7 separate regions of the Mus musculus genome follow, and regions 1, 3, 4, 5, 6 and 7 are each linked to region 2. Evidence: chromatin loops called from intact Hi-C (ENCODE). Cell type or tissue: left cerebral cortex. All regions are shown on one strand.

Region 1 (4,000 bases), 210 kb after region 2:
GTCATTTTACTATTTGATGAGAATCTCCTATCTGTTCTTGGGTGTTCTGAACATAATATCATGTTTATGAAGACTAAGTTCTGGAAAAAAAATCATACAAAGAATTTGATTCTCCTAGTATAACTAAAACTCAGTAATCATGGGACTAAGGAGTCGTGTGTGTGTGTGTGTGTGTGTGTGTGTGTGTAGGTAAATGCTCACTCCTGTGAAGGCCAGAGGTCAATGTGAAGTGTGAAGTATCTTCTTCAATTACTTCTCTATTTCTCTCTCTTTCTCTCCCCTTCCTTCTTCCTTTCCTACCTCTCTTTCTCCTCCTTCTCTCCCTTCCCCTCTTCCTTCCTTCCTTCCTTTCTTTCTTTCTTTCTTTCTTTCTTTCTTTCTTTCTTTCTTTCTTTCTTTCTTTCTTTCTTTCTTCCTTCCTTCCTTCCTTCCTTTCTTTCTTTCTTTCTTTCTTTCTTTCTTTCTTTCTTTCTTTCATTTGTGACAGGGTCTCTCATTGAAAATGGAGTTCAGCAATTGGCCAGTGGGGTCCAGCGGTTTACCTGTCTCTGAGTCTCAAGAACTGAGACTCAGACTTGTTTTTGTTTCTGGACTTTTAAAAACACAGGCACTGGGGATCCAAACACAGGTCCTTCTGCTTGTGCAGGAAGCACTTTAGTCACTCAGCGGTCACCTCATCATTTTTAAAAGCATACAGAGTCTCCGTTATCAAAATTGAGTTTTTGTTTTTGTTTTTTTCCAAATTAACGGATAACCTTGCCTTGGACATAGACTGAAAGCAATATCCATTCATGAAGCTTATCGTTCTATTTGCCTGACTTTTCCCTCAGAGTTCTGCCTGAGACCTTTTCTGTATCCTTTTCATATGGACAAACCCAGAAGGCAAAGAGGTTAGGTGGAATAAGTGTTAGCTTTTAAGCTCAGGCTCAGTCTTCAAGGCCAAGGGACTCAGAGCTCCGTGCAGAAAGCTGAACCAGGCTGCGGAGAAAAAGCCAAGGAGCAAGAATGGAAACAGCTTGAGCGAGGCAGCATATTCCCCAGAGAGCCGGCCTCCTGGGCTGCTTAGAGGAGTTCCCAAACATTTTTTTCCCAGAAAGCTTCCACTCTGTTCTCTGGTTTTTACCACAGAAGCCTTTGTCTCACAGCTGGGTCTCATTTGGTTTGGATTTTCATCTATAAATTGCTGTCAGCAAGGATCCTTGGGAGCTAATTGGTGAAAGTGACCTGAAAAGGGACCTCCTGAGGGACCGGAGTGGTCAGCATCTCCCTCCACTCTCTCTTCCCCCAAGAATTTGCCTTCCCAGTTGCCGAGAAAATATCATCTTTGAAGCATGAGTAAGTTTTTCTTTAAAAGCTAAAACATTCCTTAGATGAGACACGGGAGAACAAGAGTGTGTCTTGGTCCCGGAGCGTGTGGGGCAGCTTGTGTTCGTGACTTACAGTCTCATTTGGACACACTTCAAAGGAGTACTGCAAGCAGAACTACTAAAAGCAGAACAGCAGGACACAGGGTTCCAGGTGGCGGGGGGCCTCTGTTCAGTGTTTGCATCACAGGAGAATCTCCATTGACTTCCTTCTCATCCTCCGTGCAGCCTTTCAAAGGGAGGCCAGCGCACAGCGGGACACAGACTCACAAGAATAGCAGGACATTTGTAACGATTTGACTTTCCTTTTGTAAAAAACAGATCTTTGCTGGGATACTGGCACCTAACAGGAGGACAGAAATTTAAGCCGGGAATGAAGCCATTAGCTCTGGCAGTGGAAAGGCAAACGAGGCATCTAAGAACCAGTAGTGCACTGGGCTCAGTGGCTGCGAATTCCAGTGCACAAACTAAGCAGTCCGATCATACAACTTTCCATGTTTATACAACAACCAAAGTTTTAGATACATAGTTTTATTAAGTCTAACAATTTCATAGGATATATTTTGATAATATTCACCCCAAATCCCAGATCCACCCCAATTTGCTGTTCTCTTATTGGTTTTCATTTAATACATTATTAAATTAATTAAGTATGAAATTAATAACTAATTTGTGTTGAATGTCTATTCATTGGTGTGGGGCCATTCACTGGAGCATGATGGACCTACCAGGGGCCACGCCCTTAAAGAAAATGGCTCCCCACCACCGCCGCACCAATGATCAGCAATGTGCAGTTGTTTTGTAGATGTGTCCATTAGGACTGAACCCCACACCTCTACATTCTGATTGGTTGTGCTTTTCTATGCTAGTCTCTCTGTGTTGCAGTGGTTCAAGATACAGAGCAGAGCTTGGGAGGTAGGATGAGTGGACAAAGTTCTGACGGCAAGAATGAGGACCTTTGGTCTTTATCACACATGTAAACAGATGAATATAATGGTACAGGTCTGTAAGCCCAGTGCTGCGGAGGCAGAGACAAGAGAATCTCTGGGTTTGGTGGTCAGTCATAGTACTGAGTCTGAGCTTCAAACACAGTCAAAACCCTGTCTCATAGTAGAAAGCAGAAAAGGTGGAGAGAAATCGAAGAGGACATCTCCAAGTGTGTACCTACACCTACACCTACACACATGCAAACACACACACACACACACACACACACACACAGTCTAAATACATAAGTTAATGGCTAAGCAGTTTTAAGTATTTGTTGATTCAGCGCACAGTGCCATCCCATCCCATTGATAGTATTTACGGCTCTTTCAAAAACATCCACAGAAGACATTCAGAAAATTTATCCTTACTCTCTCTTGGTGGCCAATGCTTCCCCTTCCATAATGTATCACAACAATGATTATTGGCTGCACTCAGAGTGACATGTATCTGTTAGGTGTGATGGCTAATTTTCTATCAACTTGGCACATCAGAGAGGAGGGGGCTTCAATTGAGGAAATGCCTCCATAAGATTGGGCTGTAGGCAAGCCTATCTGTCATCTTCTTAACTAGTGGTTGATGTGGGAGGGCCCAGAGCATTGTGGGTGAGGCCATTCTCAAGTTGGAGGTTCTGGATCCTATAAGAAAGCTGAATGAGTGAGCACTATGAAGCAAGCCATAACCTTTGCATCAGCTCCTGCCTCCAAGTGTCTGCCCTGTTTGGGTCCCTGTCCTGACTTCAGTGATGGGCTACCATATGGAAGTATACGCTAAGTAGTGGTTTTCTCCCCAACTTGCTTTTGATTATGGTGTTTCATGATAGCAATAGGATAAGACATTAGGTAAATAGTTAATGATCTATAACTCAGCAGAATAAGATGGAGAGGGGAGTAAGGATCCAGATCTAAGTTCCTGATACTCCAGGCATTTTCACACACAGCTGCTTTGTACCTTCCCTCCAATAGCATCACTTCCAACAGTAAAAGTTCTTAAGGGTCAAGAGTTGATGGACTTTGTTTCTAAGGTTATTCGGGTGAAAATGCGCAAATGTTTTGTTGATTCCTGACACAACCTATCTCTCGTTAGCATTCTACTTGTCTTCAAAAATAACTTCATGCCCTTGATGAATGATGGGCATTCAGTGAATACTTGCTTTCTCAAAAAAGAATGATATGTAATCTGACCTTGGCCCCCAGTCTGGTAAGTGCTCAGTAAGAAGAATTAGAGGCAGATGTTAGTTGCAGAACTGATGGAAAAGTATCCCTGTGATGGCTAATATCAACAGCCAACTGGACAGGACCTACAGTCACCAAGGAAAGGAGCTTCTGGGCATACCTGTGAGGTGTCATTTAGATCAGGTCCAGACATGGGGCAACCCATTCCCAATGTGGGTCTCACCATTGAATTGGTCTAGGTCTTGGACTGAATGAAAAGGAGGAAAGGGCACCAATGTAATTCACTATATAAACAAGCTCAAAGGAAAAAAAAAGATCATCTCATTAGATGCTCAGAAAGCATTTGACAAAATCCAACACCCATTCATGATAAAAGTCTGGAAAAGATCAGGAATTCAAGGCCCATAACTAAACATAGTAAAAGCAATATACAGTAAACCAGTAGCCAACCTCAAGCTAAATGGAGAGAAACTT
Region 2 (4,000 bases):
GGCAGACCCTGCTCTGATTTGTAGAGGTATCAGGGACCAAGAGTCCCCTTCAGCCATCCTTCTCTAGTCATGGCTGATGTGTGGATTTGTGTGGTTGGACCGTGTGAGAGCCCAAGGAACACACTTTGAGATAACTCTAAGGATCCTAAAGTCAAAAGAGCCGTAGTCCCAAAATAATGCTTTTCTGGTTGATTCTAGGTCTTATTTCCGCTGACCTTCCTCCTACCATTTCCTGGATGTTTCCAGATACCACCGGCTACAATGTCACATGCTCAAAGACATCTTTCCTCATGGCTGCATCCAAAATTATCATCTTCTGCTGTGTTTCACATATGGCCACTTGTGACATGTTTTGTGTTGCACGTCTTTTGATGAATTTCCTAGGATTGCCTTTAAAGTTAGCCACAGAGTGAGTGTCTTAAAAGCAACAGGAATACTGCACACTTTCAATCCCCACACTCAGGAGGCAGAAGTAGGCAGGCAGATCTTCAATAACTCAAGGCCAGCTTGGTCTACCATAGCAAGTTTCAGGCCATCCAGGGTTACAGAGTGAGTCCCTGTCTCAAAGCAAGCAAATACCACCCTCCCTACTATCCCCCTCCAGTAATCATCTCCTTTAGTCTTGGGAGATTAGAAACATGAAACTGAGGTGTTGGACTATTGCTGGAGGACCCTTTTATTAAGGTCTCAGTCCATCATGTCCAGAGAGCTCTCCAAGGTCAGCACATGGAGGACACCCTTTCTCAGTGGGATTTCCTCTTTTCTGCCCAGCCTTAATGGGAGAGCATCTCTCAGCTCAGATGTCTTATTCTGAGACGACCTTGCCGAGAGTCTCCTGCAGGTGATTTGTGATTCAGTACACGAGTCTTGGCTCTTCTTCTTGTCCAGATGATAATTCGGTGCTGTTTTGTGACCAATCAGCTCTTCCTGTAGGCAACCCTCAGAACTCTTATATAATTCACCCCTGTAGCAATACGATGAGCTATCTCTCTGAAGCTAAGTCCCAGAAGTTCACAGCCATCCAGGCCCCGATTGCTCTTCTGCTCCCTTTGTCTTCGTGGGTCGTCCTTAGTTTCTACCCTGAGTTTCCTTCATGGTGAGCTATAAGTGGTAAGGTAAAACTTTCCTTCCCCACTTGTTTTTTTTGCTTGATGTTTTATCATATCAACAGAAGGCAAACCAGTGCAGGAGGCTGCCTATAACTGGTTGAAGGATGGGGCTGTTGATGATGGACTGAACTCCCTGCTTTCTGTGACAAAACATATACACCTGTTATGTGTGGTGGCTTAGGTATGAATGCACAGAACTCAGAAGGCAGATGCAGGACAACCAGGAGTTCAAGGCCAGACTGGGCTTCAGGGAACCAATATGTTTCAAAATAAATAAGTGAACAAATAAATACTCGTTCAGTTTGTTGATGTGGTGGTTTGTAACAGGAGCTCAGAGTTCAGAGATAGCTAATGGCTTCCTGTTTCCTTAATCAAACATTACCAAGTTACATTTCTGGTGTGTGTGTATGTGTAACTGTGTGTTTATGCATGTGTGTATGTGTGTGTATATGTTTGTGTGTATGTGTGTAACTGTGTGTTTATGCATGTTTGTATGTGTGTGTATATGTTTGTGTGTGTATGTGTAACTGTGTGTTTATGCATGTGTGTATGTGTGTGTATATGTTTGTGTGTGTCTGTGTGTGTCTGTGTGTGTGATGTGTATGACTGTGTGTCTATGTATGTGTGTGTGTACACGTGTGTGTATGTTTCTGGTTGTGTTGGGATGTGAGTGAATGTTGTCTCCTGTGAACCACAGTGCTTCATTGGCAGGTGGAGGTCTGCAGAACGCGTCTTCTTCCTCTCACCTGCTGAAGTAAGGCAGCGTGTACAAAATATTTCTCCTCTCCAGATCTGCCTGCTGTCGAGTCAGAATCATTTATTATTTATTCCTCAGCACGATAGAGCTTAACTGCTTATTTTCGGCATGATTCGTGAAATAGACACAGGAAGTAGAAAGGCGGGAGCTGTAACTGCCTCCTGTTTGTTGTTTTGTTGTTGAGCAAGGCTGTTGGAGACTCTGGTCCACGCCTTGTCTTAAGTCTGTGGAGTGGATCTAACACAGGGCCTCATTTGCAGTGTCAGCCAGGCTGTCGCCATGAGAAGCTGGCTCACGGAGGGCAGTCTAAATCTCTCTCCTCTGCTGCAGTCTGCTTTCTTTGTGAAGACTGCTAAGAACATTCCAGAACTCTCTCCAAATATTGAAGTCCTTATCACTTCCTAAACTGGATGTTTGTTCAGGTCTGCCACAAAGCAGTACCAGTACTCTCTCATCAGCAGCTTTCTGTGACCGTGACCGTGCTGGGAAACTCTCCATACCCTGGGAAGAGAAGGAGGACAAGTATGGAAGTCCCATTAGTTATCTATTCGGAGGCTCCTGGCTTTGTTTTCTTAAAGGAAACAACTCGACTGAGTACCACGAGAGGGCGCCAGTGGGCTATGTTAGCGCTGGCGAGGCACTGCACTCCGGCATCCTCCCCACTCCCATTCCTTCCCACACTGCGGGGGGCAAAAACAACCCGGGGGCGCTGACGTCAGCTAGCCGGAGGCGCCTGCCTCTGTACCCATAGGTATAGTTAATCCCCCAGGAGTGAGGCCGGTGCTTTCTCTGGCAGCCCAATTTTCAGCTTAAATCATTGCCCTAATCTTATTTTAATGTGCATTGGGGCCCTGGCGGCTAGAGTGGGTGGCAGGGGAACAGCATTTAACATCCTTTGGAGTTTGGATTGTGCCGGACACTTCTTAAGCACTTGGGTGGGACAGAGAGACTTAATCTTGCAGCTGCAATCGACCTCAGTAGCCTTTGCCTTATTTGGCAAATTTAATTGGCAACGTTAATTTTGGGGGTTGGGGCTGGGGTAGAAGAGAAGGAAAGGAACACATGTGAAATACTAATATGCGCTGTATGCTTCACAGCGACTGTACGAAGTTGTTAAAAATGCTCAGTTTAGCAGAGACATTGAGAGAGATCAGAGCCTTCAGTCAGACAGCTTGCAATTGGCCCGTGGAGCCCTCCATTGGCCAGTCCCAGAACCACAGTCTGGGATCTGCTACCTGTGCGGCTTGCCTCTCTCTTGGGAGGCAGAGGCAGGCCAATTTCTGAGTTCTAGGTCAGCCTGGTCTACAGAGTGAGTTCCAGGACAGCCAGGGCTATAAGGAAAAACCCTGTCTCGAAAAACCAAAACCAACCAACCAAAACAAAAAACACACCCCCCAAACAAACAAACAAACAAAAACATCCCATCATCAACAACAACAAATCAAAACCAAAACAAAAAAAAAAGTTTTACAGGAAACTTGGCAAGAATGGAACAAAACCCACATTCCAAGGGGAACTAGCCCTTTTCAGGACAGTAGAATAAAGTCTAAATTTAACCACTCAGATGTGAGTTAACCAGCAGTTGTCTACAATGTATCTTGCCTGACTCAGAGGGTCCAATGTGCTTACAACAAAGTAGCAGAAAAGCACTGGCTAGCCGAAGGGCGGGCGTTGTTTGATTGGTGTGACATCCACCGGCTGTATTTACATCAAGTAAATGAAGAGAAGAGAGCAGTTTATCTGATGACATGGCTCGTCATCACATTGCAGGCACCAAAAAGGGGTATAGTGACCCGGGACATGGGGTGTGAGGGGAGTGACACAGTGCCCAGGGCAGTGTCTATAAATGGTGAGTCAGAATTCAATGATGCTTTCAGAACGGCGATGGGCCCACTGCCTGCATCCCAGACTTCTTCAGCTTAAGCCCACATCCCAGATAAGTAAATGAAGTCCGTGCACTAAAAGCATAAACCAAGAAATCAAACTGTAGGCACTTCACAGACCAAAGCACCTCATGAAGGTGCCATGACTCCGAAGTCGGACAGAGAGCCATTAATGTCCTATGGGGCATTAATACATGTTTTTTTTTCCTTCAGGCTTTCTTTTGCTGTTTTGACAGGAGCTGCTTCACCTT
Region 3 (4,000 bases), 270 kb after region 2:
AAGTTGTGGAACACAGTTCCATGTCTTTGAGGCATATTTCTTAGCTGTGTCTTGAAATCTTTGGGGTGTTAGTAATGAAGACCTGTAGGCAATGTTCATTATGGATTTTTTTTTTTTTAGTAAGCTTACAGAAACCGTATGTTTTATTCTGACACGGAAGCTGCTGCAATTTCTGGCTGAGACCTCAACTCCTGTCTTCCTGTGAAAATTATATCAATTTATACAGTATTCTAGTGTTCACAAGCTTTTTGGAAGAAATGATGAAGAGCTACATACATGTTCACTGTTGAATGGTAACAAATAAACAAATATCTAGTTAATTAAGTTTGGCCATTTGATAGGTGAAACACTTCCAAATGTGAGTTCTAAAAAGGGAAAATAATTAGAAGGTTATTATCTTGTGAAGGTTTGGAAGCCACTCTGGGCTGCAAATGAGAGATGGCTGAGCCAGGGAAGGAATATCTTTTTTTTTTTTTTTTTAAATCAGTATTTTCTTCTTAACAGTAACAGGTGTATAACTGCACACACACACATACCTGTTGCTTTCAAATAGAATGATGAAAGAACAGCAAATACACCAAGAAGATGTTTCTAAATTTCTAAATGCTGCTTGTTATCACTTACAAACAGTCAGCCTTGAAAATTCTGTTTCTTATGTACCCTGAGTAAATTTGAAGTCTACACTTTGCTCTTCCTAGGATGGCTAATGTAGGTGGAGAGATTGTGGGAGGCTCAACCTTAGCAAGTCTCTCTATAATTTTAGTATCATAAACCAGTTCTTGCTCTTACATAAGATATGAATATTTATCCTAAAAAGTATATCTGAAAATCCAAAATTCATTAATATAACTTGCATATTTTTTGTATAACACCTTATATATTAAAATTTGAATGCCATTTTTCTCTTTTTCTTTGATGAAATTTACAAGAATTTCCTCCAGAAAATCATTAGGAAAGTTGTCTTTAAGGTGTGAAAATCATTAAGGAGGTCGAAGCTGCTGTCCTACTGTCATTGTCTTTGGGAAGAAAAAGATTATTTTTCTTTTTCCTCTGTCTCCCTCCTAATTCAATTTAAGAATGGATGAGAAGTGTACACAGCTGTCATCCCAGCATATGGGTGGCAGAGGCAAGAGAACCAGGAACTCAAGATCAAACCTGACTGCATAACAAGTTTGAGGCTAGCCTGGGCTACATGAGACCCTGCTTCGAAAACTGACACAAAATTAGATGATGAAACAGAGAACAGAGCTTTCTGAAGTGACAACAAGACCACAGCCACACAGGGGTAACATGAGTTCCAGGTGGACAATTTCCTGTGTCTGTCATGGTGTCCACAATCCCTGTCAGAAAGCAATGGAAGTTGACCTTCCACTGATGGAAAAGAAAATATCATCTAATCCAGAAGCTACAAAGTGATCTAGAATAATTCTGCTTTAAAAATTAAGAATCCTTCCTGGTCATCCTTTTAAAAGTGAACCTGACAGGTGTGGGTTGATATTTAGTTAAACTACTACAATAAACAAGAAAAGTGGTTTCCCTCTCTACAAAACAAATGAGCATTATAATAGATTTTTTTTTTTTTTGCCCAGGGGAAGATCTTACAATTTTTAACACACAATAAACATATTTGGTAGATAAAATATATAGTTCATTACATGTGATTCTGTTGCATATTAACCATTTTTGTTCTGCCTTGTATAGTAAAATATTATTTTCGACTGTAGGACACCCATCCAAACAAGAATAAAACAGGTGACAGGGCATAGCTCAACAGCATGCCATAGTTACTGACCCCTGGTCTCTCAAGCCTAGACACTTTTTTTCAGTTGACTGAGTCACTTATGGGGCTTTTGAAAACTGAGATTATTTAAGCTGACAGCAACAGAAGGGTCTGTGCTCGACAGTGGCTTCTGTCTGCAGCTTTAGGAATGGTTCTCCCTGTAGTCAGCATTCCCGGCTCTGCTCTCTTCTCCACGGATCTGGGTTCCACCACGCCCGCTGTCCAGCACTGCTTGCACCCTGCCTCCTGTTCTAACAAGTGAGGCTTCGTTTGTTCTTATTGCTGTAATTCTAGAAACTGAACTATAAACAAGAGAATGGCTGCCACTTACAAAAACCTTCTAGCAACTACAGAGTCACCATGGCAACACATTTTGGGGGATTAAAGCATTTTGAAGTAGGAACTGATGAGGAGAGAGTGATGCATGCAGTCAAAGGAGAGTTTGACTAGAGCCAGAAAAATACCCCGATGTCTCCCCAGAGATATGGGGGTTGAGAAAAAAAACATAGCTCATAAAGGCTCCCTGGCACAAAGCAAATCCATGTAGGGAATGAATCCATGTCGTTCCTCAGCTCCTACAGCCAGAAGTGAGTCTGAAAGGTCTATGTGTCCCTGGTTCACTTCCTCGTCCAGGAACACGTTTACTTTGTAATCCATGTTCTATTTGCTTTCCTTTATCCTTGCTTAGATATTATTTTAGACTGCATTTTTCTCCAAGGCACAACCGAGGAAAGGGCACTGAGTGTGTTTGGACTGTGTATTTGGACTGTATTTGGCATTTATTCTAAACACAAGATGAAACAAACTTAATTTTTGGCCAACAGAGCAGGATGTGGCTGCATCTCCAATGGTCCTGCCTTTGGCAAGGGACCTGAGCCTTGAAATGGATATTCAAGCCAACCTTTGGATTTTGGTTTAGTTTTTGTTTGTTTGCTTAATTCTGATGTCTTTCTCCTTCATCTACTGTCTTCTTGAAGAATGAGGCAGAGATAGTAAGTGGTAAAGCAAAAGTGTACAGAGAGTTCCTCCAAGTTGGGAAGAGTGTTTAATAGTTTTGAGGAATCCTGGATCTCTGGGGGGTTACACTAAGTGACATCATAGTGTGATAGCATAAATTAGCATAGTGAAGATGATAGTTATGAAGAAGTATAATGAGAATGAGCTCACAGATTATTAATAATCATGAGGTGTATATACCATTCTATTTTGGACTTCAGAATACCCTGTGGCCAACTTAGATGTAGAACTTAATTGTAACTAAATGATTGGACCAGGCCTATAAAGCCAATAATTCACAAAGATGTACCTTCTGGGGCTTATCGTGACCTCTGAGGTTTGGAGCCAGAGTTCTGGAGACAGTGATGAGGATTTCAATTCAGATTCTGCCTCTCATTTGATGAACAATTAATGGTCTTGTCTGCTCCAAGAGAGCCACTAGAAAGGTTAATGAGTAATGTTTGGTTGGGGTCTGGGTCCCTGTTTGACATAAAGCCTTTATTAGCATCTGAAAACAATAATAACAATAAAGCCCACAGATAGAATAAGCAACATTTTCTATTTATCTGCAAAGTATAGATGGTAACAAGATTTCTTCCTTGAGTCAATCAGAGCCAGGATCTTTTTGCCCTGAAATTTATTAAGGGCACAATTTTTGTTTGTGATTATGTTTTAAAAATATTTATTTTTAATTATGTGTATGTGTGTGCTTCTGAATATGGGACTGTAAATAGGAGTACAGATACTATGGAGGCCAAATAGGGTATCAGACTTGCTAGAGCTGGGATTACCAATAGTTAAAGAATTCAACTAAGGTCCTCTGGAAGAGTACTACATGCTCTTAACCACTGAGACATCTCTCTACCCTCTATGGTAATGATTTTATTGCTGTTGTGTTATCTTATGTGCAATGAAAATATAATCAAATAGATTAATGAACATTAACACACACATGTATAAACAGACAGTATGGATAATGTAGGAAATGCTTCAAGGTTTTTAGGACAAGTTTTTAAAACTTATATATTGCTACCACTGCTTAAATAATAATTTCAACTAAACCTAACCAACATTTCTTGTCACAGAGATCTATCTTGTTCACATGTTGTATTATCTGAGGATTCTGAAGGTAGGCTGAAAAAATATTAGACCCAACACTGACCAAAGTAGAAAATGTAAGAATTTTTCTTAAGCGTTGGGTAGCAGGCTTCTAAGACTGCCAAG
Region 4 (4,000 bases), 860 kb after region 2:
GCTTTTAATATCCAGTGGAGCCCAAGGAATATAGCATATGCATTATGCTGTTGCAATGCCTCACCATGCACTGCATCTCTGGATTATAGTGAGAGCTTTAGAACCAAGGGGTTTACGCATGCATCCATGCACGCGCATATATGACACACACACACACAAGTTTCATTCATGAAATAATAAAAGCTATCAACACCTTTCCCCATCTATATTAAGAACCAGAGAAGCTGGTAATGAAGCAAGAACAAGTGGCAAGAACATCAAAATCCAAAGGGAGACTGCAAACATCTTGAATTTTATTCTTTTTCTCACCCTTGTTAACTTCTTTCATTTCCTTATCTGTAATTGATCATCTCCTTCCGTCTTAAAGAGATGGAGGAGAGGGAGAGAAAAGCAATAAGAATGTGAAAGATACAAATGGCGGCCTGCTAGAAGTACAATCACCATATTCTATCCAGAAACAGGAAAAAATGCATTAACAGATCCGGGATGTGATTTCCTTCCAATTGCTCCAGCTACGGATGCTCTGGCGGACAAACTAGCATCACCATCCCCTTTGCACAGGCTCCTTTGCAAAGCCCTACCTTCACAGAAGGAGGCGAAAAGACTGGAAGGAAAAGTCCTGAGCTAAGCCCCGTGTGCTTGCAATACTTTCTAGGAGCAGTCTATGACCTGAGCACTATACCACAGGAAAAGGCTTTCTGACTTTGTCAGAGATGCCGTGTATCTTCTCCTAATGACTACTTTCGGGCCATATGATTTCCATTTATTATTATGTAAATAGATGCATGTCTATTCTAGGCATGCACACTTCTCCACAGTATACCGTGCCTCATATGAACAGATTCCACGGTCCCTTGCATTCTAAACCTAACTCTACCTTTAGTTTCTGGTTTCCTTTCTACGTTCTGTTTGATGTTTTTCATTTAAGATTGTAAGACCATCAATGACTTAGGCGAAGAGTAACTAACCAAGCCATGGTAGTACTACATGTGGTGACAGAAAGCCTCTGCAGGCCCCTCACACACTTAGGTGCAAAATGCAAGCTCATGTCATTGTCGAGTTAGACTTCAAGCCTTCAGATTCCAGGTAATTTAACCACAGTGATATTCTTTAGTATGAGATATCAAACTGGTTTACTCTGTGAACCAGTACCCAACACAGAGTTCCTCATAGGCTAATGATTAGTCTCTTCTATGCAATGAGTAAGACAAAGACTCTTTACTACTATTGGCCATAAATAATATGAGGGGAGATGGCAGGAAAGGGGAGTAGGGAAATGTCAAAGACCGTTTCCAAATGACATAAAGCCAGAGCTAATTATACACAAGCAGAAGTCTACAGGCAAGGCCCAGGCGGGAGTGAGGAAAGAGGCACTGTGTCAGCACAGAAAGGAAATGAGGTCCATGGACTCAATAGTGACTCAGAACAAGGATGCCACCACAGGGACAACCCGAGGCCACCACAAACTCCAGCTGGAGGCTTGGCACAGCCTAGAAAGTGAAAGGCTGCCCTGTAACTGCACACAGGTAACTCTCTCCTGGGCATGGTTACCTTGTTACACATGGCCTCCTACCTACCAGCAACACCATTCTCCAGGGAAGCAAAGGAACGCAAGACTGAGTAACACCACGGGGGAAAGGTCAAGACGTTCTAGGAGTCTGCAGTAACGGCCACCCATTGATTATATATTGTTATGCCTTTTTTTTCTGTGTTAAATGATGTGTGGAGAATACTAGATTAGTAGGCCCAGAGTAATAATCTAATCAATCACTGGACTGATCATAAATGCATTTAGTGTGTCAAGCGTGCATTCCCAACTGTTCTTGTTCAACTAGCAAAAGAGCACTCCATAGTGGGTCTGTGTGAAAGATTCAGGGTTCAACATGATGGAGAAGTGGCATCGCAACTCAAAAAATTAAATAAAATAAAAATTTTAATCAGTGAAAAACAAAAACAAAATTTGGATAGAATGGGTATGTACCTCTCGCTAAGAAAACCTCTCAGGCTCATTTTATACAATTAACAGATCAATAAAACTGGCTCTTATTACTCTTATTAGAATTATTTGGGGATACTGTAAAAATTGTTAAGTGGCTGGAGAGATGGCTCAGTGGTTAAGAGCACTGGCTGCTCTTCCAGAGGTCCTAGTTGGAGTCTCTGCATCCACATGGTTGCTCACAACCACCTGTACTTCCAGTTCCAGAGGATCTGATGCCCTCTCTTGGCCTTCTTGGGTACTGCAGGTATATGGTGCACAGATAATGTACTCAGGCAGGATACCCATATACTTAAATAAAATAAATTTTAAAACACTTTGTTAAATTAGCTTACAAATGCATTATGTTTCTTCACTGCACTTTCAGAATACTTCACTCTATACAATCTGGAAAAATGAAACTCAGTAACTGCATCAGCAATGAACAATGTAAGGCAAGTATCTTGCAGTATTACTTTGCTGGAGGCTTGTAATTCCCACACTGGCTACACTGCTTAGGCAGTGGTGCTTTTTGCAGAAGTGGGAATGCTGTTCCAGCCAAGGCACGTGAGTTCTATATGGAGTGATTCGATTAAAATGCAGAGTAGATGCTGGTGAGATGGCTTAGCATGCAGAGGTGCTGACACACGGTCTTGATGATGTGAGTTCAATGCTCAGGTCCCACAAGGGGACAGGAGACGAGTGACTCCTGAAAGCCTTCATCTGACTGCCACAGTTATCCTACAGCAAGCACACATCTGTATTCGAACACACATACATACACAATTAACTAATTAAAATATGTAGTGGGTGTATTAGATCTTATGTCTTAATATGTGATTTTCTATTTTATGAGTTTCCCACATGTGAAATGTCTACATAGATTCCAGTGAATACTTCTCTGAAATGACCCTAACAACTGGCCTCTAACAATGACATAACACAACAGAGCCGAATAAACACAAGGAGGGGTGGAAATGCTGTGTTCTTCTGAGTGCATTTACTCTACGGAAATGGGTATAGGGGTGTGAGCAAATTATTCTAAATGGGAAGAGATATGTGGCTAGATGTAAACTTGAAATTTGTTCTGGGTAGTAAGTTGGAGAACTGCTAAAGTTTTCTTTTGCAGGTTATAAAAGAAGGAAGGGGATGTGTTGTGTATTGTGTGGTGAAACTGTAAATGAACAGCTGAAGGACAACCATCTTCTTGGCAGCTCCCGAGGAGCCATGCACTAGCATGTGGCAGCGGATAACAGGAACTACGAAACGACGATGGAATTTCCATGTTGCGCAGCATGCAACCCCAAAGCAGCTCCATTCATCATTTACAGAATATTTTTCCCTTCACTTTATAGAGCTGCCAATGCCCATCCAGTAAATGTAAACAGACCTCTTGCAGGCTAGGATAATTGGGATCTAAGTGTCCATCTTTTGTCCTTGGCATCTCGCAAAAGCTGTCCGAGTGAAGGGAGAAGATACTCAGGGTGAGTGAGAAAGTAACTGTGATAAGGCAGACGGGAAAGGACAGGCAATGGCTTAGTGAACGAGGGAGCCACCACAGGGTGAGATGTTTAGCCCCACCAACTTTCCAAAAGCTGCCGATTAACTACAGGCAAGAGGAAGACACTAACGGGAATGACTGCATGTTACACACACATCTGATCACAGCTAGCATTAGTCCTAAAATTGCCTTATTTTGCAGTCGCTCCACTAGCTACAGTACAGCTAATGTTCTTTGTGGTTATCGTCTCTATCAACGATTAACTGACAGGGAATAAGAATAAGGACTTATTCTTCCATTGACTACGTGGTAGAGAGTCTTGCAACTCAATTTTATTGCATGGCTTTTTAAAATTCTAGTTAACATCGATTTTATTCAAATCAACACTCTGAACGGCAGCAGCGAATAATGGACTCCCACCCCCATATATTGTATAAGCTTCCAGCATAATAGCTTTAAAGTGCTTCAGAAATCTGACACAAAAGTCTTTTGACATTATGTTCCTACGGAAGAATACATCTTTC
Region 5 (4,000 bases), 1.9 Mb after region 2:
AATACATACAATCTGTACTTTTTAATGTTTTATATATATATGAATGTACTATAGCTGTCTTTAGACACACCAGAAGAAGACATCAGATCCTATTACAGATGAATGTGAGCCACCATGTAGTTACTGGGAATTGAACTCAGGACCTCTGGAAGAGCAGTCTGTGCTCTTAACCACTGAGCCATATCTCCAGCCCACAGCATATACTTTTAAAAAGCAAGGATTGTTAAGCACTGAAACGAAAGGTTATACTAATATAGATTGTGTTTATTGAAATGAAAAATTAGTCTTTGTAGGATTTTTTTGCTAGATATTTTTAAAATAATACAACATCAGTTCTCTACTTGCCTCTCTTCTCATAACACCAGCCACATGATGTCACTCAAAATAAAGACATATTAAGAGAAAAATAACTGACACGGTACATGGTTTCAAAAGCTTTTACTGTTTGGTCAAATAATATTTTTTAATTGTCAGTCATAAAGTGAGAATACACATAAACATATATGTTAAAGTTTATCAAATCTGCACTGTTATTACATGAAAATGTGTTTGGGCTTATAGGAAAACATAATTCCTGAGATAACTTGGCTTCTATTACTAATTCTCATCACTGTCAAATCATCTTTTTTTTAAGTTACTTGGGAGTGTGAATTGAAATTAGGATGTTCAATTCAGACTGATCGTCTACAACGTGCTCAAACACTCAGTGAGCTGTGTGTTTTACGAAAGGTAGAAAGAGTATGCTGAGGTTTTCCATCCAACGGTATACCATATGGGAACAAAGCACACTGCACATAAAAGAAGCCGTCTCTGCTGACTGTCAATCACCCCTAATGAGCACATGCCTCCTCCACCATCAGTCTCTGACACAGCCCAGCCCAGCTGTGATTTTTGCATTTATTGAAATTCCCCCTGCTAAATAATTATGCTCATCTTTTAAAAAGTAAATTGCTCACAATTACATTCAATTTCTCTCTCCCACCCAACATATTCTCCACCATGACAAAGCAATCCCAGAGCATGGCAAGACTGAGTTCTAACCAGTCTCGCATACTCCTCAGGCATTTCTGTTGGCTGGAACCACAGCATAAATCATAGCAAAGCAATTCTGGTCTTCTGCAGGGTGTGTTCAAGCTTATAACTCAGGGACCAAGCCCTGAGCCCAAGCCTTGCTGGGCTAGCAAGCCTTTCATCCTTTCCTAATTCATGTTACTTTGTATTAGCTTTCAAAACAATCCTACAGGTCGCCAACTGAGACATAAAGCTGAACAAACGCTGTGCGCTATCTTTCTGGGGTTCGTTAAGGCACTGGGATCGGTCCTGCATGCACTGGAGCTGTCTGTCTTGATTTTCTTCCTCATTTGATGCACCTGCCTTTAAAAGCAGTCAAACACATTAATTGGAAGAAAACCACTCTGAAAACGCTTGAGGTTTTTGTTGTTGTTGTTGTTGTTGTTGTTGTTGTTGTTGTTTACCCAAGCAAGTTCTGAAACCTTACATGACCCAGATTGTGTTTTTCTCTGGATCTGTATGTCTGCTTGTGAATGCACGTGTTTGCTTCATGATAATTTTCTAATATGCATAAAATATTGAAAACCAGGTATTTACCAAAGGCCCCATACACCAGCCTTTGCAGTCTGAAACCGAAAACCTTTTAAGGAAAAATTTTAACAACAAATTTCACCTATTCTACATATCTGAAACCAGTCATTAGATTCCTTAGCCTTTAGTTGAAAATAATAAAAAAAAAATCTCTTTTAACTAAATAGGATATACTTTTAAAAAAACAAAAATCCCTATGGAGATGTTTCTGTGTTGTTATTAAATGCCTTCCCGCGTTGACGTTATACTCCACTTCCGGCTACTGCAATTCGATGTCTCCTGCGTACAAGGTGATGAGCAGGATGGCAGTGAAGCCGGTTAACATCCCTGCATTCTGGATCATGAAGAAGGTGAAATCCGTTTGTCTTCCAGTTACTTTTTCTCTCAGCATGTCGTTCATCTCTGGAAACTAGAAGACACATTATTAAATGGCTGTCGCCATCTTGTGGTGAATCCTGAAATGCTCGTCTGGGGTTTCTGCACAGGAGCTGAGCATTTCTTTCATTTGGGACTGGATCGTACCAATCAATGTTTTGCTTCAGGTATTGAGGAATCCTAGTATTCTGCGGCATCCACGGTAAAACTATCGAAAGGTCACACAGCCAGATAGAATGTACCTGGCTTGATGCGTTCTCTCCTCAACTCTCTTCCCATATACAGCTGTCTACACCTCAAATTTTAAGGAATTCAACCCGGTGGGTTTCACCCTCAGGCACGCATTTCTGTTTACTTCCGTTAGCCCTTACTATACTATACTATACTATACTATACTATACTATATTCTGCTTCATCCCCATTAGATATGCTATTGTTCCTCTTATCTCATAGTATTTTTAAGTATGCCATGTTTTACTTTGTTGTTTCTTGCTTAGCCCAGGCTGCCCTACTATGTCACTATGTCACTATGTAACTAATGACGATCTTGGACTTAATAATCACCCTGCCTTGTGCCACCACAGAGTTGGTGAAGTGTTGGGTTTTTTTCTTGTTAGATGGTGACATTTTTGTTTGCTTAAATTCTGACTTTGCTCCTCTGGAGAGAAACACTTATGGAAACCGCTTCCCCGCCCATCTCATAATTTTTCCGGGCTGACTGGAGGGGAAAAACATTTGTGTAACTGACTGAACCTGTTCTTTGAAGTAGCTTTCTTTACTGTTCTGGTTTCTCCATTGTGCTTGCTCTTTCCTCCCAGAGCGACAAGATTTTTTAATAAATTGTGTATTGGTCCAGTGTTGAAGATTATAATACTTTCATTATAGTGAAAACAGATAAAAATCCTAGGTGTTTTTAGTAAATAAATAAATGTTCATTCTCAGCCACAGCATCCACTGCAAAGGTTACACAAGGGGACATGTATGTCCTGTTTTAGAAACACAAATTGCATGATGTGTTATAAATGCTGTGGTACCCTGGATGCAGCCATGCCAGGGATCTTCAGACTCCAGAGGCAGGTCAGAGAACTGGCGTGAAGTTCTTACAGGGAAAAAGTTGGTGACATCTCTAACATGAGGAAACTACTATGTCACATAGGACATCACCTGTATCGCTTCCATAAAGGTACCAACTTTGATAGAACTTTTTTGTGTCATGGGAAGAAATGGCCATCTGGAATAAAGACAATGTGCAAGGTAATTCTGGGCAGAAAAATGTAAGTACTGTGGGGGTCTAAGAGCTAAATCCTGCCTTTTTTAAGGGTCTTTGATGAACAGCAAACTGGGCCAGACACTTACAGTTTGGAGCTTGTAATCCAAAGGAAAGATGTTATTAAATTATACGTAATACATTAATTTCTAAATATAACCCAAATACTCTTTTTTATACTCTGACACTTCATTCTCTAGAAATCTGTCCAAGGTATGCTTGAAAACACACAGGGTATTTTTCTCTACACACACACACACACACACACACACACACACACACAACCTACAGACATAAATAATACTGACTCAAATATATATTTATTGTCCAATATTAATTTCTACTTAATTTAGTGTAATATTTTAGCTTAACTTCAAAAGTTTTCAGTGTGAATCACTTTGAATAAAAAAAGTATTTCGTCTACCAAGTTATTTATTCTTCTAAATGTGACATTCTTATGCAACTGATGGGTCAGGCCTACTATAAGAGAAGACGGGTTTAATTCATCACATATTAAAAGGAGTCCTTAGAAAGTAGCTCCCACTATTAAAAGTGCTTACTTTATCCATAAGATCAGTCATCAAAGAATCAACGACAGCCATTCCAAGCTACTGTTAGCACAGGTTACTCACAAAGCGAGAGACGCTGGGCCAGAAAAGGTCTGGATCCCCAGCCTTGAAGACCTTGAAGCCAGTGGGAGGCCGAAGGCTGCCCTTCAGCTCGAAACCCAGGCTCTCATTTGTAAAAATCAAAGTA
Region 6 (4,000 bases), 610 kb after region 2:
TGAGTTGGAATTTTTTTCAACATAATATTTTTATTGATTCTTTGGGAATTTCACCCTGATCACACTCATTTCCCAGTCTCTCCATATCCCCCCACCCAAAAAATAAAAAATTAAAACTAAAATAGTAATAGTAATAATAATAATAAACAAGTTCAAATTGTGTTATCTATATACTCACTGGCCCATGGTCAAATTCAGTATAAGACAGTGATTGGCACTTAATGAAAACAATGCTCACAACAGCCAGAGGTAAGGAGGCAGGGCTAGTGTCTTGCCTCTTGTTTGTGAGGGAAGCGACCCAAGTGATCATATCTGGCCTTAGAATATGACTTTGCTTCATTGTGTTCCCAAGGAGAACTAGGAGGAACAACTTTACAAGATAAGAGTATCCAGGTTTCCCAACCATGTACGTATCTTTGTCTTAGAAAAGCATCTCTGCGTCTCTTTGCTGTCCAGACAAATTTTAACCCCTTCGCAAGTACAGATGTTGCTAGTTACCTATGGGAGCCACTGCAGCTGCAGCCTAATTTCCCTGCTTCAAACAGTGGCAATGAAATCATTCTGTCCATAGCAACTAATGTCCTTTAAATTAGCATTAAAAATTCATTCTTTCAGTTTACCCTTCCTGAATCAAGTTCATTAACTATCAGCTGAGAACGTTTTAAATTATAACCTGAGCACATTATTTTCTAATTTATAATGGATCATCTAGGCAAATTGAAATCTCAAAAAGGAGTGAATTAATTAATGTTAATGAAAGCATACAGCAGGAGACAGATGTCAGGTTAATCTTTAGAGCGTGCTTGTAAGGCCATTGTCGGGACAAGGCTTCCCCTTGCAGCACGTAGTTCTGGCCAAAGGCTTTGCCATTCTACACTCAGAAGGAAGGGAGTGAGAAGCCAGAGATGAAGCTGGAAGCTGAACTATAGACAATACATCACATGTCACGTCTCACCTTTCATATGCCCTGGCATCTGTGTATCTCTACTATGAAGCAAAGTGGTCAACTTTAGTTCCCATTTTTGCCTAGAATTTTTCATTTATAGTTCTTTAAACAGAAAATCTTCTCTGGATGCCATTTGACAGTGTCATGTGGCTACTGAGGAAAATAAGATCATCATTATACACAGAATCTACAGTACTGAGCAGCGCTGTCCTGCCCTGTAGTGTTTTCTGCAATGGTGAGGGCACTCCATAGATATAGAACATTACACCTGTCACACGAGGATGCCTAGCACTTAACCTGGGGCTCGTGTGATCAGGAAACTGAAGCTTTACATTTAGTTAGTTTAATTTAAATTACACACATGGTTCCTGGTTATTGTCTTGGGTCTATAAAGTAAGAGAAACTGCATGTTGCTTATGTTTATTACCTAATTAAGAACGTACAGTTTTGTTGTCAATATTATTCTGACCAAACTATTCAATATCCTCTCATCTCGGAAATTTCTTTGTTTTCCCTTCAATGTATTATTTATCAAGTTAAACTCATTTCCCTCCACAATGTAACAATCAAGCTTCAGATAGAGAGTACAACAGAATTTATATAGAAGTAATTTAATGGTGAATCACACCATTCAAGAGCTATAAACCATTCTTAACAGAAATCTGAGCTTATCCACCGGCAGTTACATTATAATTTGCAAAGGGGTAGGATAGGGCCCCTGGGGTTTTTTTCTCTTGACTCAATGCATACTTGGACTTATGAGCTCCACAAAACGTTAATTTAGTTTACAAAGTTAATATGCATTACACCAAAGGGCCACAGGGGCCTCTCATCACAGGAGTCACTCGTGATTATCATTGTCTCAAAAAGCATGAAACTCATTGTGTTCTGCAAACTAAACTCGATGGCTGCAGGTCTTAGACAAATAGTTCAGATTCTATTCTAATGTATCAAAAGGAAGCACAAGTAAAAGTCTAGCTTTATTGATGGTTTAAAATGTTATATCCAAGGACAATAACATTGGGGCTTGTTAGCTAGTACACCCAATTGAAGGGATATCTTTCCTACTCAAATCTATAATTCAGTGGGGGGTGTTTGGCAAAGATAGTCTAAATTCCATAAAGATGAGTAAGCTGACCCCAATTCAAAAGTTGCTTTGTGTTTTTCAAAGATTCCAGAGGCAATCATTTTCTTAATTAGGTCATTAAACTATGTTCCCCCACTCATCCTGTCTTTTGTGCTTGACTTGAACAAACACCAATATTGCCACCTATAGGTAGAAATGTTGTGGGGGGGTTGTTTCTTGTGGAGAAGAAAGAAAATACTATCTTCATTGAATGGTGAATCAATAATCAGTTTCAGAGCTGATTATTCTTGACAATTGACTTTGACAACTGCTTAGGTGGCATGTCTTTATACACATATTTTAAAATGTGTTTCTTCCTTTTTGTGTTTTTTTTTTTACACTTAAAAAGGCATTTCAAAATTACCACAGAAGAGTAGCTTCCCAGCCACTATATAGAAAATATGACATTTTTGATGATTAAGGATAGTCATGGGCAGAGATGTTTTGAAATGTTAGTCACCTGAGGCCGAGTCCTATCTCAATGTCATCTCCTTGGAGTAATGCTCTGTGGACTTAATCACCTATCTGGACACTCCTGACACTGAATTTGTTACTCACATACAAACTTTCCACTTTTTCTCTCTTGTTAACCTCGAATCATTGAGGAAGTGGAGCCCAGAGCTTCCTAGGGCCATCGTCATGATGACAAGCCCTCACAAGAGAGGAAAGAGAATGAGAAACCACACGCTGAAAGGAATCATGTTTTAAGTCTCAAGGGTGATTTGTTATGAAGTACTAGTTAGTCCATTTTGATTGAAATGCTGGACCAAGGAGTAAAGAAAAAAATCATAACCATAAAAATTCAAAGGATCTGTGAGTTTTCCAAAATGTGTCATAATAGTGGAAATGAACTTCAGTGGGATTTCTGAAGTGGTTTTAACTCCTTCAAAAATCTTAGACATTTTAATGAAGGACAACTAGATATATTGAGAATATTTTTTTTTGTTTTTAATAACAAGAATTTATTTTAAAGTTTGGCAAACAAATATAAACCAAAGAACCTACATGTCGGCTTTGTACTTAGAGGGTAAACACATACTTCTTTTTTTTTTTTCTATTACGTATTTTCCTCAATTACATTTCCAATGCTATCCCAAAAGCCTCCCACACACCCCCTCCCCCACTCCCCTACCCACCCATTCCCATTTTTTGGCCCTGGCGTTCCCCCGTACTGGGGCATATTAAGTTTGCCTGTCCAGTGGGCCTCTCTTTCCAGTGATGGCCGACTAGGCCATCTTTTGATACATATGCAGCTAGAGTCAAGAGCTCCAGGGTACTGGTTAGTTCATAATGTTGTTGCACCTACAGGGTTGCAGATCTCTTTAGCTCCTTGGATACTTTCTCTAGCTCCTCCATTGGGGGCCCTGTGATCCATCCAATAGTTGACTGTGAACATCCACTTCTGTGTTTGTTAGGCCCCGGCCTAGTCTCACAAGAGACGGCTATATCACGGTCCTTGCACCAAACGCTTGCTAGTTTATGCAATGGTGTCATCGTTTGGAGGCTAATTATGGGATGGATCCCTGGATATGGCAGTCTCTTGATGGTCCATCCTTTTGTCTCAGCTCCAAACTTTGTCTCTGTAACTCCTTCAATGGGTGATTGTTTCCAATTCTAAGAAGGGGCAAAGTGTCCACACTTTGGTCTTCGTTCTTCTTCAGTTTCATGTGTTTTGCAAATTGTACCTTATATCTCACTATACTAAGTTTCTGGGCTAATATCCACTTATCAGTGAGTACATAGAATATTCTGTGCAATGAAACCAGAGTCTTCACTGATGGTAAAGCTGAAAGCTCTGAGACTCATACATATTTCCAAACTGAAATTGTGTACACTCAGCCTCATATTGAGGTAACCCTTTCTTCTGTACACCACCCCCTCGTTGAGAGAGCCCTAATATTCTTGCCTTCCTCCCAGAGGAAGAAGTT
Region 7 (4,000 bases), 190 kb after region 2:
AGAATGACAATCTGCTATGTTTTGACCCTAAATTATAGATATACCTATGTGTTGTTATGATCCTTTATCATATCAAATATTCAAATCACAACTTCCGGTGGACCTTACAAACTAATTATTTCTGGTGGGCCAGAACCAGCTGGTGGCTGGTCAGTAAATATGTATGTCAGAATACAGATTTACTGACTAAATGCATGCATGCATGGGCATCTTTGTATGTACTCTTTCAGTCATTAAAAATACTCAAGAACTGATCCAGAACCCTGACCAGCACAGGTACTCATTTCTAAGTTTGGGGCTAACCTTTAATTTATTTTATTGAATGCTGGTGGGGGGATGCTTTGCTTGTGCAATTTTAGTTGCACATAATACAATATCAATCTTTTTTATGTTTGCAAGATTAAAACTTTTTTTCCTATCTGGTTAATTATCTCCTTAGAATTTAGTAAGCTTGGCAGAGGCTGCCCTTTGGGGCTCATTAAGCCAAATTTCCACTTCAGGATTAGAAATGCAGCAAGAGGAGAGGACAGATGCATTCAGAGTCTGAGCTGGGAGCCCGCTTTGCTGAGAGTGCTTTGGATGCTCTGACACTGTAAGGAGAGAGCTGCCTTTGCACTGGGGCAAGCAGGGATCTGGAGTATTGGCACTAGCTATGTGGTGCAGAAGAGAGCCACCTACGATGCCTGGGATCCAGGCCTCAGGGCATTGGATTTCTGAGGGATGAAGAGCAGAGTCAGAAAGCTTAATGTTCTGAGCAGGCTGTCCCCAGCTTTGCTGGAGAAAGGGGCTCAGTTACAATTCCCTCTGGGTTGAAATCTGAGTTTTGATGGAACGCAAACTCTGTGCTGCTGTGTTAGTGCTGGGAAATGTTCTAGTCTCTAGGGTATTGGGATCTAAATCTTTCTACCAACTTGAAAGTCTCCCAAGAGTTTATGGAGTTGGAGGAAGAAGAGGAGGAGGAAGAGGAGGAGGAAGAGGAGGGGGAGGAGGAGGAGAAACAGCATACAAAGCCAGGAGGTTATTCTATTTAGACGCGACAATGACTCATGCTAGTTTGAAAATAGAATTTATAGTTTGCTGCCTTATAAAGGGGACTTTAATCTTCTGTGTAATTTTCATAGTTACTATTCTGTGAACTTCTTTGCAAGCAAACAGAATTGTTTTGCACCTGGATACAAAATGCCCCATGTCTTGAGAGCATGGTAACATGCCACTCTCTAATGAAAGGCCAGTTCCACCACAGGGAGGTCCATTTCCTAATCACAAAACAACTGACTTGTCATCCTTTCTTGGTCCCCAAAGACTGGATTTAAAAATGCCTCAGTGACCTGTCATTTTGCAGTTTTCGACTGTGTGGTGTGCAGCCGCCATATGAGGAATTGTCTCATCCTTTAAAACTGTTCTGTTTACTCGGGCTCTCACTGAAAGTGCATCTCCATGGGAATTTATGGAGGCTTCCAGCCCCAGCCTGCTGCCCGCCTCTCAGCTTTGGCTTCTCTGCAGGTTCCTTTTATTGGTTTTTGGCAGGTTGCTGAGGGCATATGTTTTACACTTTGCTGCTCTGATTTGTGAGAATCTGCTGACATCCAAGAAAGTGCTACGAAAACCTGTTGCTCATATCCAAGGATATGTGTTTTATGGCAAATCCACAGAGCTCAAGTTTCTTGACAACACATCTTATTTATGGAGAAACAAATGCAGACAGTATTGTACAGGGCTGTGGTGCCACCCTTCTGAGAAGACCTTTGGCTGTGTGTGTGTGTGTGTGTGTGTATGTGTGTGTGTCTGTGTGTACGCGTGCACATGCACAATGGGGCACAGGTTTTGTTTGTCTCTGTGTCAGGCTTTTGGTGAACATTTCCTCTTTTATGTATTTTGGAGAAAGTTTTCCCATTGCTGCCAGCTGTCATTTGCTAGCATACACCATATGCCAAAAACCATGCACTGACTTTTTACTGGAAGATTGCAAGAGAAATGTTACTGCCTCCTGCTGAAGAGGGGAAAAAAAAAAAACAAAAAAAAACAACTAAGGTTTATTGGAGTTAAGCAACATTTGCAGTGTTTTATGGACCAATGAAACCAAGGTGCAAAACTTGGTATGCTTTGCCTCTGAAGTTAATGCTTTTATTCCCCATAAAAGGCAGGAGATTATTTTTTTTTGTATTTTTAATGCTATTTTAAAATAAATTATTAAACTTGCACAATATCACATAGATCCTGTCATGATTCGACCTCACTTCTTCCCTCTATAGACTCTAGACTAGTCTATTTTCAGTGAGGGGTGACTTTGCTTCTCCAGGGAAGACTTTCCAAGGTCTGGAGCCATTTTTATTGACACGTTGGGTAAATGTAGAGCACATGACACCTATTGGGTAGAGATAGAGGGAGACAGAACTTCTGCTTAGCATTCTGGAACATACACAGCTCCTCCAAAATGCTAGTCCTGCTGGGGCTGAGGTGTTTTGGAGGAAAAAAAGTAATAAAAACAGGAAATAGTCTTGATATTGTACCATAATTTTAGTGATGGTTGGGAGATTGTATTATCTGTTCTAAATACTTTCTGCTATTTCACTTTTACTGGGGTTTTCTACATGGTAGAGTTATCCCTTGGCTGGCAGTTTGTTTTCTTTGATGAAGAAAGTATAGGAGCAGATTAGATCTTCCCAAGATTAGGAAGCCATTGTGTGGTGTTGACATCCTTTCCGTGAGCAGATCATGAGGCTCCAGCCAGAGCTGCCTCCACTTCATCTAAAGACACCATGGAGGACAGAGCCAGCCTACTCAGAAAGCATAGGTGTTATAACAAAAACTGCACTTCTTTTGATATTTGGATGGTTTATCACTGCAGCATAGTTTACACGATTGTTATTTCAAAAGATAAGGTTAAGGTTCAATTGTAGTGCAAGAGAACCTGGAAGGAAAGATTTGAGTCAGGGTACACCAGTCAGAAAATACTGGGTTTTAATTTGATGAATTGGAAGTTTGGTGAGGGTGAGAAAGAACATCTAGGAGCAGAGGGGATAGCTACTTAGATGTGGCTAACTGAGGGATCCAGAGATCCCAGTCTGGCTGTGATAATAGTCTTAATAAGAGGGGCAGGAGACTTATCATCGAGTCTATGTAAACAAAACCATGCAAGCATATGTGAGAAATGCACAGACACACACATATGAAGCTCATTGAAAGATAAGATCAAGAGTTTGAGAGGGGCTATCTTAGGAGATGATGCTGCATCAGAATATATTTTGGAATGGATATGACCTACTTCTCTAGGGTTGTTAAATGTGGGAACAGTTGGTCTATTGAGTGAGGGATAGTGTGACTGACCCTGGGGATCTGGAGAATGGGAATTGTGGTATGAATTTGGGCATTCTCTAGGTAAAGTGCAGTGTGGCCATTATCCACAAAGGGCGACTAGAATGGAGAGAGAAGAATGAAGATAAGGATGTGGGAATTTTGGTGGAGGGCTGAGGGGAAGCACAGGCATTTTAGTGGAGAATGCTGACTTGGCTGGCTGGTACAGAGGCTTGGCGCTTTGAGAGGTGACTGTGAGGGTGAGAAAACTGATGACTGTCTACTTCTGGGTTTACTGCGCATGAATACCGTTGATGGTACTCCAAGAAAGATAAGCCTTTGGTTTGGAAGATATGGCAGAATCTTCCCCGAATGCATAAAGATTTCAAGGAACCAATCAATAGGCAGTGGATAAAGAAGGTGGGCTGGGAGTCTTAGAGAGGAGAGAGATAGGAGAGACAGGAGAGAAGGAAGGAAGATGGAGGAAGAGGAAGACGATCCAGATTCTGTGTGGCTTTACATAGCCACAGGTAGCAATGAATATCTTATAAGGAATGAAGAATTGCAGGACAATTTGTCTTATCTAGCTGGGCAGCTTATATCAATGTCAATTGGCTCTGAGTTCATTGTGTGGGCGTTTTGTGGAGTGAGAATTTACTGATATAAATCTGACTGATAAATTGCAAGCCTCTAGAGTTTTGATTTT

Evidence for each region. A loop is a pair of places that touch in the nucleus more often than their neighbours do. Peaks named below come from ENCODE experiments on the same cell type or tissue, not always from the same donor. Only the 100,000 strongest peaks of a DNase experiment are listed, where the experiment ranks them.
Region 1: a loop joins it to region 2, with 2.7 times the contacts of the local background. A loop is called at or near these places in 2 of 42 quality-filtered maps.
Region 3: it touches region 2 in a loop (4-fold over the local background); 2 of 42 quality-filtered maps call a loop at or near these places.
Region 4: a loop joins it to region 2, with 3 times the contacts of the local background. A loop is called at or near these places in 4 of 42 quality-filtered maps.
Region 5: a loop joins it to region 2, with 5 times the contacts of the local background. A loop is called at or near these places in 19 of 42 quality-filtered maps.
Region 6: a loop joins it to region 2, with 3 times the contacts of the local background. A loop is called at or near these places in 10 of 42 quality-filtered maps.
Region 7: it touches region 2 in a loop (4-fold over the local background); 7 of 42 quality-filtered maps call a loop at or near these places.

Annotation. Positions count from the first base shown.
Region 1 is chr3:137,545,256-137,549,255 of GRCm38, reverse strand. It overlaps a transcript of Gm4861 not described here. Among named protein-coding and RNA genes, the nearest start is that of Gm4861, 5.4 kb to the left of the region's middle. In left cerebral cortex, no CTCF peak of the experiment used is centred here; DNase peaks (open chromatin) are centred at 1,049 and 1,524; H3K4me3 peaks cover 788 bases; H3K27ac peaks cover 789 bases.
Region 2 is chr3:137,751,588-137,755,587 of GRCm38, reverse strand. No RefSeq gene overlaps it. Among named protein-coding and RNA genes, the nearest start is that of Mir6380, 30 kb to the left of the region's middle. In left cerebral cortex, CTCF peaks have their summits at 2,293, 2,492 (motif pointing right) and 3,072; DNase peaks (open chromatin) are centred at 2,531 and 2,989; H3K4me3 peaks cover 732 bases; H3K27ac peaks cover 1,356 bases.
Region 3 is chr3:137,478,063-137,482,062 of GRCm38, reverse strand. No RefSeq gene overlaps it. Among named protein-coding and RNA genes, the nearest start is that of Gm4861, 73 kb to the left of the region's middle. In left cerebral cortex, a CTCF peak has its summit at 1,910; DNase peaks (open chromatin) are centred at 8, 704, 1,194 and 2,089; H3K27ac peaks cover 2,876 bases.
Region 4 is chr3:136,893,899-136,897,898 of GRCm38, reverse strand. All of the region lies in intron 8 of Ppp3ca (protein phosphatase 3, catalytic subunit, alpha isoform), which reads right to left. Among named protein-coding and RNA genes, the nearest start is that of 1700006H20Rik, 59 kb to the left of the region's middle. In left cerebral cortex, a CTCF peak has its summit at 2,221 (motif pointing left); a DNase peak (open chromatin) is centred at 2,227; H3K27ac peaks cover 794 bases.
Region 5 is chr3:135,884,816-135,888,815 of GRCm38, reverse strand. Slc39a8 (solute carrier family 39 (metal ion transporter), member 8) reads right to left here. Exons shown (of 9, transcript NM_001135149.1): 9 at 244-2,011. The coding sequence ends at 1,862. Among named protein-coding and RNA genes, the nearest start is that of Gm31243, 15 kb to the left of the region's middle. In left cerebral cortex, a CTCF peak has its summit at 2,054 (motif pointing left); DNase peaks (open chromatin) are centred at 1,038 and 2,045; H3K4me3 peaks cover 213 bases; H3K27ac peaks cover 235 bases.
Region 6 is chr3:137,144,432-137,148,431 of GRCm38, reverse strand. No RefSeq gene overlaps it. Among named protein-coding and RNA genes, the nearest start is that of Gm26107, 79 kb to the right of the region's middle. In left cerebral cortex, a CTCF peak has its summit at 2,228; no DNase peak of the experiment used is centred here.
Region 7 is chr3:137,558,813-137,562,812 of GRCm38, reverse strand. No RefSeq gene overlaps it. Among named protein-coding and RNA genes, the nearest start is that of Gm4861, 8.2 kb to the right of the region's middle. In left cerebral cortex, no CTCF peak of the experiment used is centred here; DNase peaks (open chromatin) are centred at 649, 997, 1,535 and 1,875; H3K27ac peaks cover 1,541 bases.